Linked DNA regions of Homo sapiens: region 1 is linked to region 2. A link is a loop called in an ENCODE intact Hi-C map of the cell type or tissue named here. Cell type or tissue: mammary epithelial cell. All regions are shown on one strand.

What was found. Hi-C counts contacts between places; a loop is a spot of excess contacts. Peaks named below come from ENCODE experiments on the same cell type or tissue, not always from the same donor. Only the 100,000 strongest peaks of a DNase experiment are listed, where the experiment ranks them.
Region 1: a loop joins it to region 2, with 19 times the contacts of the local background. A loop is called at or near these places in 11 of 110 quality-filtered maps.

The regions. Positions count from the first base shown.
Region 1 is chr7:34,426,976-34,434,975 of GRCh38, forward strand. All of the region lies in intron 2 of NPSR1-AS1 (NPSR1 antisense RNA 1), which reads right to left. Among named protein-coding and RNA genes, the nearest start is that of NPSR1, 230 kb to the right of the region's middle. In mammary epithelial cell, a CTCF peak has its summit at 3,578 (motif pointing left); a DNase peak (open chromatin) is centred at 3,586.
Region 2 is chr7:34,129,891-34,137,890 of GRCh38, forward strand. The region is part of intron 13 of BMPER (BMP binding endothelial regulator); the gene reads left to right. Among named protein-coding and RNA genes, the nearest start is that of BMPER, 230 kb to the left of the region's middle. In mammary epithelial cell, a CTCF peak has its summit at 4,490 (motif pointing right); DNase peaks (open chromatin) are centred at 3,671 and 4,231; H3K4me3 peaks cover 204 bases; H3K27ac peaks cover 2,621 bases.

The DNA of each region.
Region 1 (8,000 bases), 300 kb after region 2:
TAGCTTTTCAGAGCCTTGATGCTGGTAAAGGAATTCCTGGGGCAGGCAATAGCAGGAATAAGATCAAATGAAAATGCACTCATACCTGAATCAGATTTTATTTGAGCCCCCACATGATTATCTCTGGAATCACCCTTGTTGTTATGGATACATTTTCTTCTTTGTTTGGCATGTTTTAGCCTTCTGCCCTCCACTGTAGAGTCCTCCAAATCTGGTTACCATGACAACACATAAATATAAATAAATAAATATTTTTATATATGTATGTATGTATATGGGTATATATATAAATTTTATTTTGGCTTGGAATGAGGGCGGAGGGGGAATCCAGCCTGCTGCAGCCAACCTCTGTCTCCAGCCAATACTGGCACATGGGAAAGGCCATCGTGTGGGCAAACACATGCCAATCAGAATAGCTATTTCTAACACTCCAACAGTACCCTTTAAACATTTCATTGGAAAAGTAGCTTCAATAGAATTGAAAGTCAGTATGTTAGTAATTCACCATTTGCTCCTAATTTGGGGGCAACATGGTCTTTAAATATTCACATATATAAATATTTATTTTAAATATTTAAAGGATTCCTTTCTGTTTCAGATGGGTCTTGGTATGGCTTCTTTTCAGGTTAACCTGTTAATGTTGGTGACTGCCTATGTATGTCTACACTTCTATGAGTCTTAATTAGAAAAAGGAAAAAGTAGTTCTGATTCATCTAAAAGAAGTGTTCCGCCATTGCCCTTGCAGTAGTCAGAGACAAACACTCTGAATTAGCAAAGCCATAGACTTAGAAGTCTAACTGGGTCCTTCTAATTCTAGATGATGTATTTATTTACAGGTATTCAAGGGACATAAAGTAAGATAGTTACTCAAGATACATATATATATATATATATATGTGTGTGTGTATATATATATATATATATATGTATATATATATATATATATATATATATATACACACACACACATTAGCCTGGGATTTAAGTGAGGAGGAGGCGTGATCCTGTTGAGGGTTGTCTGCTCACCTAGGATTCAGGGTGATAGATGGAAGCATAAAGTTGTCCAAAGGATATTTTAAAAGAAAACAAAACAAAATATGCCCCATAGGTGAACCAAACTTAATGTGGTTTAGAGGAATAGGAACTGTGTCTGTTCCCTCTTCCCATGGTGGGGGTCAGGGGTTGGGGGGTCTGGGGCATACAATACAACGCAAGTAGTCCATCCGTGGATACTCCTTAACACTAAGTGTCAACTTGATGTTTAATCCTAAGTGTCAACTTGATTGGATTGAAGGATGCAAAGTATTGTTCCTGGGTGTGCCTGTGAGGGTGTTGCCAAAGGAGACTAACATTTGAGTCAGTGGACTAGGAGAGGCAGACCCACACTTGGTCTGCGTGGGTACCATCTAATCAGCTGCCAGCACAGCTATGATAAAACCAGGCAAAGGAATGTGGAAGGACTAGACTAACTGAGTCTTGTGGCCTGCATCTTTCTCCTGTGCTGGATTCTTCCTGCCCTTGAACATCAGACTCCAAGTTCTTCAGCTTTTGGACTCTTGTACCTACACCAGTGGTTTGCCAGGGACTCTTGGGTCTTTGGTCACAGCCTGAAGGCTGCACTATCGGCTTCCTTACTTTTGAGGTTTCTGGGGCTCAGACTGGCTTCCCAGCAACTCAGCTTGCAGATAGCCTATTGTGGGACTTCACCTTGTGACCGTGTGGTCAATTCTCCTAATAAACTCCCCCCACAATATATTCATTTATCCTATGAATTCTGTCCCTTTAGAGAACCCTAATACAATTCTCAAGAGCAGAGCTAAATATTTGATTATTTTTCTGTGTTTTGCTGTTGGTTTAAGGTTTGCTGTGATGCCACTCTGCAACTGATTTATTTCAAGAAGTTCCAATTTATACCTATGGTTCTGAGCATTCAATGTTCATGCTTTGTACTCACCTTAAGCAACTCACAGAAGCATATTAGTGGGAAACATTTAATCTTTTTATCTTTATAAGATGTGTTTTTCTCTTCCCCTTAAACATGGAGAATTTTAAAGGTGATGCTTCTAAAATACTGAGCTATCCACATTTGCTCTTCTCCAAGGTAGGAATGACTTATCTGATGCATGAAGTTAATGAGACTTTGACATCCATTTGGCCAGGCTTACCTGAGGGCTGGTTCATGATATAAAAAAGATAACATAGAGCTCTCTTTTTTTTGGCCCTCTCCATTCTGCTGGGTCCTGATATTTTAGCACAGACTGTGATCCTCAGCACACCTAACTGAATAAGTGGACTCTGCGTCTGTTTATACTCAAGCTTTTCTTCATGTTTGCACAAAGTTCTGTGTCTGGTCTAAACTTAGGAGAAGAATGTAGGAAATATCCTTCATGTTCCTGGGTGTTCTCCATTTGAATATTACCCAAGAAACCATATGTTTAGGAGCTACTGGGTCTTCATGAATGATGATGCTTTTATCTGCATTTGGGTGTTCTGCTGTATTGATGATTTTACAATGGATAGAATCTGGCTAGAAGGAGACCTAAACCCTCCATTAGAACATAAAGACTCCTAGGAGTCCTCAGAAATAGTGCCTTACTCCCCAAACAGCAAAATGCTTTTAAATATATCATCAGCAGAATGGGAGTGCTATGATTTGAATGATGGTATCCCCTCCAAAATGCACATTGAAACTGAATCTCAATGCAACAGTATTAAGAGGTGGCCTCAGGTGGTGATTAAGTCATGAGGGCTTCACCCCATTACAAAAGGGGTTGAGTTTAAAGGAAACTCTTTGGCCATTCTGCCCTCTCTGCCACGTGACGACACAGTGTTGGTCCTCTCTGGAGGATCAGCAACAAAGCACCATGTTGGAAACAGAGGGCAGCCCTAATCAGACACCCGTCCTACTGGCACCCTGATCTTGGAATTCTCAGACTCCAGAGCCATTAAGAATAAATTTTTATTCTTATAAATTACTTAGTCTGTGGTGTTTTTTCTTAGAAGCACAAATGGATGAAGACAGAGAGGTTTGGCTGTAATTTCCTGCTCACCAAAATTGCAGGAGAAGAATGGTTGTTCAAATCTAGAAAAAAGACTTTTGAGAATAAAGTGTGTGGACCCCTCATTAAATGTGCAACTTTCTGAGAACTAGTCATATGTTTTATTAATAGAATTGGACAGAGATTTGGGAGTCTCTATTTATTATTTATAAGTTATATTAAAACACACCTGTATTGTCAAGGCTTTATGTGCCTGGTGGCAAAAAGCAATGGAATGGGAATGATTATTAGAAAAACCAGTGATTTCTTTAGAAATATCAGCCCTAAAATGAAAGAAAATGACTCCTAATATATACCCATTTAAAATGTTCTGTAATGCAGGAATTTTATCTGTTTTACTTCCAAGGATGACTGGGTCTTGTGATTGAGAGCAGAAGAAAACCTAGGGAGGAAACCAATGCTCTAGAAAGGAACTTTTTTCTTATGCCTTCCAGAAGCAACGATAACATGAACAATTGTACATCAGTCATCAGGTGTTACAAAAATTACACAGAGGCACCCCCTGCTGGAGGGAGGTGCTACTCAGCCAGGGACACTGCGGGAAGACAGAACTGTCTCTTGTATTTCTCTTACTCTTGATGGACAGAGGGAAAGCAGCACAGAAGAAAATGACTCTAAGGGAAGAAACAATCAGAAAGAGATAACACCAGAAATCTCAAATATTTGAGCTGAGAGAAATGCTCTCTTAAGATGCCTGGGAACCTTCCATGTTGAGACACTGCCAAGTTACTGAACGAGCATTGTGCAATCTTAGATGAAACATTTCCCTTTGCCAAGCTATTCTGCCCCGGTGAGGAATATAATGATGATGGTTGAGGGCTCAGGCTACACAAAGTGTGATGCTCCCAGGAAGGAGTCAGGGCACTTTGCCCAGGGGTAAATGCCCTAGAAGGAGCATGAGAGATGCCATGGTCCAAACCCGTTTTTCTGAGAAGACAGCACTGTGATTTGAAGAGAATAAATGATGGCACAAAGGAAAAAAAAGTGGTGGGACCAAAGGTAGAATACAGAGGTGCACATAGGGACTGCAATCTAAGTGTGGTTTTAGATCCTCTCAGCATATGAACAAAATTGAAGAACTACAAATGGTAGTTTGTGGGAAAGAATGCACACGAGGGTTGTGGTTCATCTGTGGACTATTGCAGTCCTTTTTAAGAGCAGTATTTACGAGTCCTAAAGGGCATTAAGGAAACTTCCTTGACAGCCATTAAGAATCAGAATAGGGAAGATGAAGAGTTCTGTAGTATCATGTTTGTGTTATAAATTTGAAAATTAATGCACAGCTTCGGGGATTCTGTTCCAAGATGGCTGAAGAGGAACAGCGCTAGTCTGCAGCTCCCAGTGTGAACGATGCAGAAGATGGGTGATTTCTGCATTTCCAACTGAGGTACCTGGTTCATCTCACTGGGACTGGTTGGACAGTGGGTGCAGCCCACAGAAGGCAAGCCGAAGCAGGGCGGGGCATCGCCTCACCTGGGAAGTGCAAGGGGTTGGGGTATTTCCCTTTCCTAGCCAAGGGAAGCTGTGACAGATGGTACCTGGAAATATGGGACACTCCCACCCAAATACTGTGCTTTTCCAATGGTCTTAGCAAATGGCACACCAGGAGATTATATCCTGCACATGGCTCGGCGGATCCCATGCCCAAGGAGCCTTGCTCACTGCTAGTGCAGCAGTCTGATATTGACCTGTGAGGCAGCAGCCTGGCAGGGGAAGGGGTGTCCACCATTGCTGAGGCTTCAGTAGGTAAACAAAGTGGCCAGGGAAGCTCAAACTGGGCGGAGCCCACCGCAGCTCAGTAAGGCTGGCTGCCTCCATAGTCTCCACATCTGGGGGCAGGGCATAGCTGAATAAAAGGCAGCAGAAACTTCTGCAGACGTGAAAGTCCCTGTCTAACAGCTCTGAAGAGAGCAGTGGTTCTCCCAGCATGGTGTTTGATCTGAGAGAATGGAAAGACTGCCTCCTCAGGTGGGTCCCTGACCCCCGTGTAGCCTAACTGGGAGACACCTCCCAGTAGGGGCCAACTGACACCTCATACAGGTGGGTGCCCCTCTGGGACAAAGCTTCCAGAGGAAGGAGCAGGCAGCAATATTTGCTGTTCTACAACCTCCACTGGTGGTACCTAGGCAAACAGGGTCTGGAGTAGACCTGCAGCAAACTCCAACAGACCTGCAGCTGAGGGATCTGACAGTTAGAAGGAAAACTAACAAACAGAAAGGAATAACATCAACATCAACAAAAAGCACATCCACATCAAAACCCTATCTCTAGGTCACCAACATCAATGACCAAAGGTAGATAAAACCGCAAAGATGGGGAGAAACCAGAGCAGAAAAACTGAAAATTCTAAAAACCAGAGCACCTCTACTCCTCCAAAGGATCACAGCTCCCCGCCAGCAACAGAACAAAGCTGGATGGAGAATGACTTTGACAAGCTAACAGAAGTAGGCTTCAGACAAACTTCTGAAGTTTAACAAACTTCTCTGAGCTAAAGGAGGATGTTCGAACCTATCGCAGGGAAGCTAAAAACCTTGAAAAAAGATGAGATGAATGGCTAACAAGAATAAACAGTGTAGAAAAGACCTGAAATGACCTGATGGAGCTGAAAACCATGGCACGAGAACTGTGTGACGCATGCACAAGCTTCAATAGCCAATTCCATCAAATGGAAGAAAGGGTATCACTGATTGAAGATCAAATGAATGAAATAAAGAGAGAAGAGAAGTTTAGAGAAAAAACAGAAAAAAAAACAAACAAAGCCTCCAAGAAATATGGGAATATGGGACTATGTGAAAAGACTAAATCTACATTTGATTGGTGTACCTGAAAGTGACGGGGAGAATGGAACCAAGTTGGAAAACACTCTTCAGGGTATTATCCAGAAGAACTTCCCCAACCTAGCAAGGCAGGCAAACATTCAAATACAGGAAATACAGAGAACACCACAAAGATACTCCTTGAGAAGAGCAACCCCAAGACACATAATCGTCAAGTTCACCAACGTTGAAATGAAGGAAAAAATGTTAAAGGCAGCCAGAGAGAAAGGTCGGGTTACCCAAAAAGGGAAGCCCATCAGACTAACAGTGGATTTCTCTGCAGAAACCCTACAAGCCAGAAGAGAGTGGGGGCCAATATTCAACATTCTTAAAGAAAATAATTTTCAACCAAGAATTTCATTCCAGCCAAACTAAGCTCCATAAGTGAAGGAGAAATAAAATCCTTTACAGACAAGCAAATGCTGAGAGATTTTGTCACCACCAGGCCTGCCTTGCAAGAGCTCCTGAAGGAAGCACTAAACATGGAAAGGAATAACCGGTACCAGCCACTGCAAAAACATGCCAAATTGTAAAGACCATCGATGCTAGGAAGAAACTGCATCAACTAATGGGCAAAATAACCAACTACCATCATAATGACAGCATCAAATTCACACATAAAAATAATAACCTTAAATGTAAATGGGCTAAATGCCCCAATTAAAAGACACAGGCTGGCAAATTGGATAGAGTCAAGACCGATCAGTGAGCTGTATTCAGGAGACCAACTCAAGTGCAAAGACACACATAGGCTAAAAAGAAAGGGATGGAGGAAGATCTACCAAGCAAATGGAAAGCAAAAAAGGCAATTCTAGTCTCTGATAAAACAGACTTTAAACCAGGAAAGATCAAAAGAGACAAAGGGGGCCATTGCATAACGGTAAAGGGATCAATTCAACAAGAAGAGCTAACTATCCTAAACATATATGCACCCAATACAGGAGCACCCAGATTCATAAAGCAAGTCCTTAGAGACCTACAAAGAGACTTAGACTCCCGCACAATAATAATGGGAGACTTTAACACCCCACTGTCAATATCAGACAGATCAACGAGACAGAAGTTTAACGAGGATATCCAGGACTTGAACTCAGCTCTGGACCAAACTGACCTAATAGACATCTACAGAACTCTCCACCCAAAATCAACAGAATATACATTCTTCTCATCACCATATCGCACTTATTCCAAAATTGACCACATAGTTGGAAGTAAAGCACTCCTCAGCAAATGTAAAAGAACAGCAATGACAGCAAACAGTTTCTCAGACCACAGTGTAATCAAATTAGAACTCAGGATTAAGAAACTCACTCAAAACCACACAACTACATGGAAACTGAACAACCTGCTCCTGAGTGACTACTGGGTAAATAACAAAATAAAGGCAGAAATAAAGATGTTCTTTGAAACCAATGAGAATGAAGACACAACGTACCAGAATCTCTGGGACACATTTAAAGCAGTGTGTAGAGGAAAATTTATAGCACTAAATGCCCACAAGAGATAGCAGGAAAGATCTAAAATCGACACACTAACATCACAATTAAAAGAACTAGACAAGCAAGAGCAAACACATTCAAAAGCTAGCAGAAGGCAAGAAATAACTAAGATCAGAGCAGAACTGAAGGAGATAGAGACACGAAAAACCCTTAAAGAAATCAATGAATCCAGGAGCTGGTTTTTTGAAAAGATCAACAAAATGGACAGACCATTAGCAAGACTAACAAAGAAGAAAAGAGAGAAGAATCAAATAGACGCAATAAAAAATGATAAAGGGGATATGACCATGGATCCCACAGAAATACAAACTACCATCAGAGAATACTATAAACTCCTCTACGCAAATAAACTAGAAAATCTAGAAGAAATGGATAAATTCCTCAACACATACACCCTCCCAAGACTAAACAAAGAAGAAGTTGAATCTCTGAATAGACCAATAACAGGCTCTGAAATTGAGGCAATAATTTAATTAATAGTTTACCAACCAAAAAAAGTCCAGGACCAGAAGGATTCACAGCCGAATTCTACCAGAGGTACAAGGAGGAGCTGGTACAATTCCTTCTGAAACTATTCCAATCAATAGAAAAAGAGGGAATCCTCCCTAACTCATTTTATGAGGCCA
Region 2 (8,000 bases):
TTGGTCTTCCTTCCTCCAACTGCTGATCTAGAGGTTACCTCTCCCTATGTTGTCGTATATGAATATAAGGACTTCTACATTTTTCTTTTTCTTTTTTTCAGGAATTTGGCTACTAGCAATGATAAGTGAATAGGAGGGTAATCTTTTCCCTGTGTTCTTGACCCCCTCCTCTCCTGTTTTCTTCCTGATATTATGTCACCAGTTACCCAAACCCTCCATCTCTTTAGCTTCAGCATCTTATCTTGGACTTCCTTCCCCGCTTTGATGCAAAATGTGTTCAAGTCTTCTTGATTCTGTCTCTCTCTCTCTCTCTCTCTCTCTGTCTTCTGGGTTCCCTTCAAATTATCTCCTCATTTCTCTCCTCTGATCTGACAACCTACTGAAAGAATGGCCTTTCCTCATTGCCTCCCATATTTTCCACCTGCAATACACTTCAGGAGGATTGTTGGCCACACCACTCTTGTAAAAGTATTCCTGCTAAGACCACCACTGACCTCCTAGCTGTCTACTCCAGTTTTCAGAACTTCCCTCAGTATGTTAGTAGTAGTTAAATCCATGGAATGCCTATTCCTCCTTCACTTTGAGGCCATTTAACCCTGTAAATCTCATTGTCACTTAGTAGTCGCTTTATCTGGACTTGACTATATAAACATCTGTAAGTAATGCATTCAGAAAACAGGTTTTGAGCATGTACCCTAGAACAGGCTCTGCACTAGGGCTGGGGAAAATTGGTGAGCAACACCTGCCAGCCCTGGGGCATGGTGGAGTAGATGGAGTGAGGGATCGCTCCCATGGGGGTGTAGTTGCAGGGTGTGATAAGGGCCATGCAAGAATGCCAGGAGAATGTTTAAGAGCAACCTTATCTAGACTGGGGATCTCAGAAACCTTCCCTGAGAAAGCTACTCAGCTGCATATTGAAGGAGGAGTGGATTTTAACTAGGAGAAGGGGGAGGAAGAACACCCCAGCTAGAAGGAACAGCATGTGCTTTAGAAGGCGACCTGTCTTAGGGGAGAGGGTGAGGGCTCAGCTTTGAATGCTGTCTTTGCCACTTATTAGTAATGTGATGGTAAAAAGAGAAAATCATGTGATGCCTCTGGGCCAGTGTTCTGGGGCCTTTTAGGCAATTATCTCTGCAGTTGCTTATAGAAAACAGGCCTCACATTCCAACTCTCAGGGGCTCATCTGAGGGTGCTCTCATTCTAGCAGAGGGTGTGGGGAAGCTGGCATGGAGGGGAAGGCCTGTGGTGTTTATGATTTGGCTTTGGGGAATGTCTGGTCATGGAGTCCTTTTTCTGGGATTTGAGGATGGTGGCGTGCCAGCCCCACTGATGGGTGGGGGTGGGCCTCTTGGGACGGGTAGCACCCTGTTTAGGTCCAGTGGACTGAGCTATCCCTCGGCAGCCAAGGCTGCAAAGGGCATTGAGTGTGAAAAGACCCTTTCTTGTGCAGTGATGGGATGTGAATGCTGGTTTATTGTGGAGCCAAAAGGCACGGCAGATGCTTGATGCAAGGCCCCCAGCATCTGAAAAAGTTCACCACTGTACCGCATCCTCCAGGGGCAGCCGCCTCTGCCGCCCTTTGATTAATGCACGTAGTGGAGGATTTGTGCCTTTGCCTGTTTGTGGGACTTGGCAGCCATCCACTGCCTAATGTGAAAAAGGCCTATGGAAGGATCGGCCCCTTTGAAGCAGGGGGCTGGTGGTGACTGCTGCGTGTGGCTGGGGTGTGGCCTCCAGATGCTAGAGGCCTTCACTTTCATAAATTTTCCTCACCGCCATTTGTGACTCCACACTCCCAATTACTGCACTCTCTGGAGGTGGCCATGGCCAACACAGGCAAACCCAGGCTAGTATTGTTCGGCTGCCAATGGGAAGACTAGAGACAATGCTGGGGCTGGCATCCCGGGGGATGGCACCCTAGGGTGATAGGAAAGAAAGAACAAAGTTCAATTCCTGCACATCCTTCAAACTCTGAACTTCAGTGGGGCTGGAGATGGAATGCTGCAATTTCTGTTTTGCTTAGTCCTCTAACCATTTCCATTTCTGTGCATGGATGAATTTTGCTCTTTTCTTTAGGGATTCGTTGGGGGAAGGGGAGAATACAGATTTTCATTTACCTTCTGAGAACCCTAAGGGAGAGATTAGGCAAGGAAAGGAGAATGTGGAAAGGGGTAATAATGTGCCCAAGATAACACAATTGAGGTTCAATCTTGGTGTGGTGATCACTTACCTTGCTGCCTCTTCGAGTAGATTATGCCGTGGGACAATTGTGTAGGCATGTTTTCTTCTCCTCTAGGGCCCAGACATGAGAAGCAACATTGAAGAAGGCATTTGCTCTCAAGTGCCAGCCCTGTACTTACTGGAGCCTGAGAGCTAGTGCCCCCTTAATATGTTGCCCTCAAGACTCCTCCTTGAGTGTTGCCTGGCCCAGTTCTGCCCTGCTCTCCCCACCACACCCCAAAGGCCCCAGGATCGAAGCCAGTTCTGCCCTGCTCTCCCCACCACACCCCAAAGGCCCCAGGATCGAAGCCAGTTCTGCCCTGCTCTCCCTACCACGCCCCAAAGGCCTCCGGATCGAAGCCAGGTTCTTCTTTCTTTCTGCATTTCCCACAATGCCCAGCCCACAGGTTGCACACAGCGGATATTCTCTTGGTGTTTGTTGAGGGGACTAGAACAATTTCAAAGACGGTATGTATCTATGTTGGGAGTAGAATTATGATGAGATGAGCTCACCAAAAAGGAGACAGTGAGTTTCTTTGGGGTAAAGATCCCTCTCTCATTTCTGGGCTGGGGGCTTTTAAAATACATATACTACCTAGTTTTGGGGCTAGCTGAGCCCTGGGCAAGTTCATATCTTGACAGAATCACAGAATATTAGTACTGTGGAGACCCCATCACTTTACAAACTAAGAATCAGGCTTACCCCAAGACGTGGCTGAATATTGGCAACACGCTGATACTTTTGGTCCCTGATGGTATTACCACCTCAGACTTGGTAGATGTGAAATGTGTATATTGAAATGTGTATATTGCTCTCTGACATAGAGCTCCTGAAACTGTGTAGGTAAGGGCACTAGGGAAATCTTTTTTTTAAATTTGAATTTGGTCTCTGACCCCAGTTCCTGATACAGAGCTCCTAAGACCTTTGCAATTAATTTCCTGAATGGTAGGAGTGAGAGATGCAGAGCTTCTAAATCCTTTGTAATTTACTTGGTGATAGGAGCATCTTTTGTTCTAATGAGATGATCCTTGGGGGGCTCCTGGACAGCCTCAGGATGGAGAGGGGCTCCATTGCTAGAGGAACCAACCATGTAATTAGAGGGTTGGACTTTCAGCCTCTCCCTCTAGCCTCCAAGGAGGGGAGAGGGGCTGAAAGTTGAGTTGATCACCAATGGCTGGTGATATAATTAATCAGGTCTATGTAATGGCACCTCCACGAAAACCCCAAAGGTCAGGGTTTGGGGAGCTTCTGGATAGCTAAACACACAGGGGTTCTGGAAGGTGGTGTGCCTGGGTTCTGGAAGGTGGTGTGCCTGGAGAGGGCACAGAAGCTCTGAATCCCTTCCTACACCCTCACCCTGTGCATCTCTTCCATCTGGCTGTGCATCTGTATCCTTGGTAACAGCCTTTGTAATCAACTGGGCAACTTAAGTGTTTCCCTGAGTCCTGTGAGTCACTCCAGCAAATTAACTGGATCCAAGAAGGGGGTTGTGGAAACTCCGATTTATAAACCGGTTGGTCAGAAGCACAGGCCACAACCTGGGACTGTGATTGATATCTAAAGTGGGGAGCAGTGCTGTGGGACTGGGACCTTTGCTGTGGGATCTGACGCTAACTCCAGTAGATAGTGTCAGAATTGAGTTAAATTTCAGGACATCTAGTTGGTGTCCGCTGGAGAACTAGTGGTTAGTGGGGAGAAGTCCCTACATGTTTTGGTGACCGAAGCTTTCTGTGTTGAGTCAGCGTGTGGAAGCAGGAAAAACAGTTTAGTTTTTCCTTTAGTGGTAAAGAATGTTTCTCTTCTGCTTAGGTGAAGGATTCCGACTCTCTTGTACTTGAGATTCTTTTTAGAGACAAAAAAATATGTGACGTTCGATGTAGTACATAGGTGAAATGAGATTTCGTGAAAAAGATAAAAAAGATTGAAAAAGGTGGACGGAGCAGAGGCTTCTTCCTGGTGGTGGCCCATCTCGCCCTGCCCTTTCCAGAAGCCTGCCTCAGATGCACTCACCCTTCTTGGCAGGCATCAGGGGTAGGTGTTTAGGATTACACAGGGGTTTAGTTCACCAGCCTTACAATTGTTTTACAGTAAGCATGACGGTGATGAATTGAGCACAAGTTTAAGAGAAGAGTGATTGATTTTCTGCCAAGCACCATTTTTATGTTCTTTTTTATCAGCCAGCCTCCAAAAAGGTGAGTTGTTTGATTTAGAAGCAAATGCTGGAGTAAGAATTATGGTTACTTCATGCAGTAACTCTCGGCCACTAGAGGGGGGTCGTGACCAAGCTTCCCTCTCCCTGGCCAGCTCCTGAGACCATCTTGCAAGATTTGCCGGGCTCTGCTAGGATGGGGCCCAAAGTGAAATGAGGCGTTATCTCTAGAAGAGTGACAATTCAGCAAAAGTCTGTTAATCATGGTCAGTTTTTCCCTCCGTGAAGCCAGTGTTTCCTACTTGAGCAAAGATAGCTTAACTTCCCAACAGGAGTATTTCTAAGGGTTACTGGTTATATAGTCTCTGGCTTTGGGCTCCTTAAAGATGTGGCCCCTGGGTATAGAGAAAATAGCAAAATGGTGCACATCCCTTCCCCGTTATTAGATGGGCGAGAATTTAACTGTGGGCATGAAGATTATACTCTTCACATATGGTCTGATATATGGCCTTATCAAGGGAGAAAATATTTTAGATTCCATACATGCGTGATAGCTGTTTGGTCACTGTTAAAAGCGTACCTCTACTAAAAGCAAGTATGTGGAGCTTCTTCCAAAGCTGGCATCCATGAAAAATCCTAAGAATTGCTACTTCCTTAAAGGAGGTCTCTGTGTCCACAGATGCCTACATTATTCCACAAAAACAATCCATAGCTTCAGAAGAGGGTCAGAGGTGAATGATCATTTCTGGAGCTCCTGTGTGCTGCTGTGCACGTAATGCCATTCACCTCCTGGGGAAAGTTAGGAGGATTTAAAAATAAATATTTTTAGTAATTGGAGAGCGTCTAAATTAGGTAAAAAGTGTTGGAATGTATAAGTAAGCAATGTATATAAGGTAGGGACAGTGGGCAGGCAATCAAGTAAGAGATTCACTGTGAATCATGAACAAAAATGGTTTGGTAGGTTTTTCTCTTGTTAATTTGGTTGTTGGATTTTTGTTCTTGACAAGCCGGGAAGCAAGCAGTTGACAGGGAGGGAGGAACACAGAAGGCAGGAAGATGAAAATACAAGGCTGAGCAGGGGAGCGCAGGAAGGTAACTGAAGAGTCCTTATGAGCAGGGACACATTGAGTGATTCTGTGTGGCTCCTGATGTCAGACCTGAGAGTTAACTGGAGATTATGAGGATTTGGATCCCTAGAAGAAAGAAATGTCATAACCAGCAGATCTGCTGAGCTGCCCTGCAGGAAAACCAGCCCCCTGTCCTGTGAGGTCTCAGGAAGAGGCTGCATGATTCTCTGTCAGGGACTTTTTTTGCTTTGTATTGTTTTTGATATTGGGAGGTTGACCACATGACTATCAAATCTAAGATCTGGTGGTTTGGAAATTCTGTGCCTCTACTCAGGCACCTCCCTTAGCCTAGAATTTCCTTTTTCTCATTCATAATAGTCTTTATGTCATTTGGAGTTTGGTTCTTAGTATTTGCACAATCCTGTTTTCTTGGAGGAGCCCATCTCTGTTAGCCTCTGTACCTTGTTTAGTGCCTGAAACAAACAGAGCTCCATGAGTGCCTTCTTTTCACTGAGGAGTGGGCTAACAATTTAACTTGAGTATAGGGGGATGAGGGGAGAATTTGGGAAAGCTGAACCGGAGATAACTTTTATATCTACAACCAGAGAAACAGGCTGGACTCCCGTTCCAGGTATCCTCCTGCCCTGTCTCCCCAGATGAAGGTTATGAAATCCACAAGCTAATGAAAATGCCTGGACTTGCTGTTCTGTCCTGGCAACCCCAGGCAGCCATAGAACCTGGAATATTCTCAACAATATTTAAGCCAGCATGGACAGTAGCCACAGGGATGCCAAACTGGGGCTGGCCCAGGAAAGCCGTGGACAGAGCAGCAGGAGCTCCCTGCTGGCTGGCCCAGCAGGCTAGCCCTGCCCTTTCATTGACAGCTCAATAAAACAGCCTCACAGTTCCCAGGATTGAAGCTTCTGGCCGTGTTTTTCATGTGACAGTGGTGTTTTTTGTACCCCTTCGATGGAAGGATAAGAATGAGTGTGTGAACGTGCCTGTATAGGGCTGAGGAAAAGAGCGTGATATTGGATGACATTGTTTTCATAGGTATAATGTGACATGGATGTGCCTTCCTACCTTGGCTACTACCTTTAGTTGTCTCCATGCAACTCAGATTAGGGAAATTAGGGCAGGATTTCAAGGATTAAAATGTGAGTTTTTTAATAGGCTTATGGTAGCTAACCACACTTCTGCTCACTCAGCTAGGACTCTGTCTTCCCTATCTTCTCCCTCCCCTGTTTTCCATTGATGCCCAGGTACCAATAAACCTAAGATGCCTTCACTCACTTCTATGACCTTCCTAGATATGTGGAACAAGGAAAGCCATATGACCAAATGGTGGTTTTCTTGCTATCTTCCTTGCACTGTTGCGTTCTGCCTTGATCCTGCCATTGCTCCCAGGAAAGCTGACCTTCAGATTGACAAACATTGTCCAGCTGAAGACCCTTTGTGGTGGCAGAGAAAACAGCCAGAACGCTGGATATCTGGCTCCGAGGTGGAGCTGGCACCTGTCACTCCTGGCTTGCCCTTCTGTTCTCCAAGAAGCAGTGTGGAGGGTGCCCAGTGGGTAATACATCTGTCGTTCAAAACTGTGCCTGGGAAGCAGAGGCACTTGCCTCTGTCTGACAGGCATGGCCCTTGTGCCAGAGAAAGCAGAGAGCAGAGGGGAAACCACTCGGATATGCTGTTGCTAGGAAGCATAGATGTGTTTGATGTTTTGATTTTAGCAGTATTGGAGGTTTGCCTTTTTAATAACATGAAAAACTATAGGTTTTTCTTATATCAAATATGTGCTTTATTGAAAATGTGTGGTTAAAGCAGAATCCTCTCATCAAATCCTTTTTTTCCACCAGTCATTAAATTAAAAAAAATTCCTCTGGAGACAGGAGAGGAGTGCAATAAGTTCAAAATGAAAATGACAGCAGAAAGGTTCTTGCAGAAGCAGCTTAGTTCAGAGGCTGTTATGGCCAACAGCTCCCGTGGCCTTGGCCGTATTAAGCAGTGGCCACAGAGTGGGAGCAAGGATGGAATTCATGTCCTTCAGATATCAGTGTCCAGCTGTCCAATCCTGTGGAAGCTGGGAAAAGGTCATGAGGTTACTCTCTTTCACTCTTTGAATGATTCACTGAATATTTACTGAGCTGTGTGTTCACGGCACTGTGCTGGGGGGCTAGATAAGCCAGACACAGTCCTTGTCCCCCGGAAAGAAAAGAGATGATGTTTCAAAGGATCTGTGCAATAAGAAAGGTATGAAGGACATGGGACCCTATAGGGAGTGGCTAACTTTTTTGGGGCCACTTGGCAAGCACCACTGAGGAATTTGAATTAAGTCTTAAAGGATAGACATTAGATTTTTCCAGTGGAAAAGACCTGGAAGTACCTTCCAGTCAGGAATAGCCAGGTGGATGGAAGTCCAAGGGTTGATGGGACATTCTATGATTTGGTAAAAGAATGAGTGGGGAAGAAAGAAATGGAGTTAGAAAAGTAGGCTGAAGTCTAGGCTGCTAGGAACCTTGAATTTGATGCCAAGAACTTTGAATTTTTTTTGTAGGTGCCC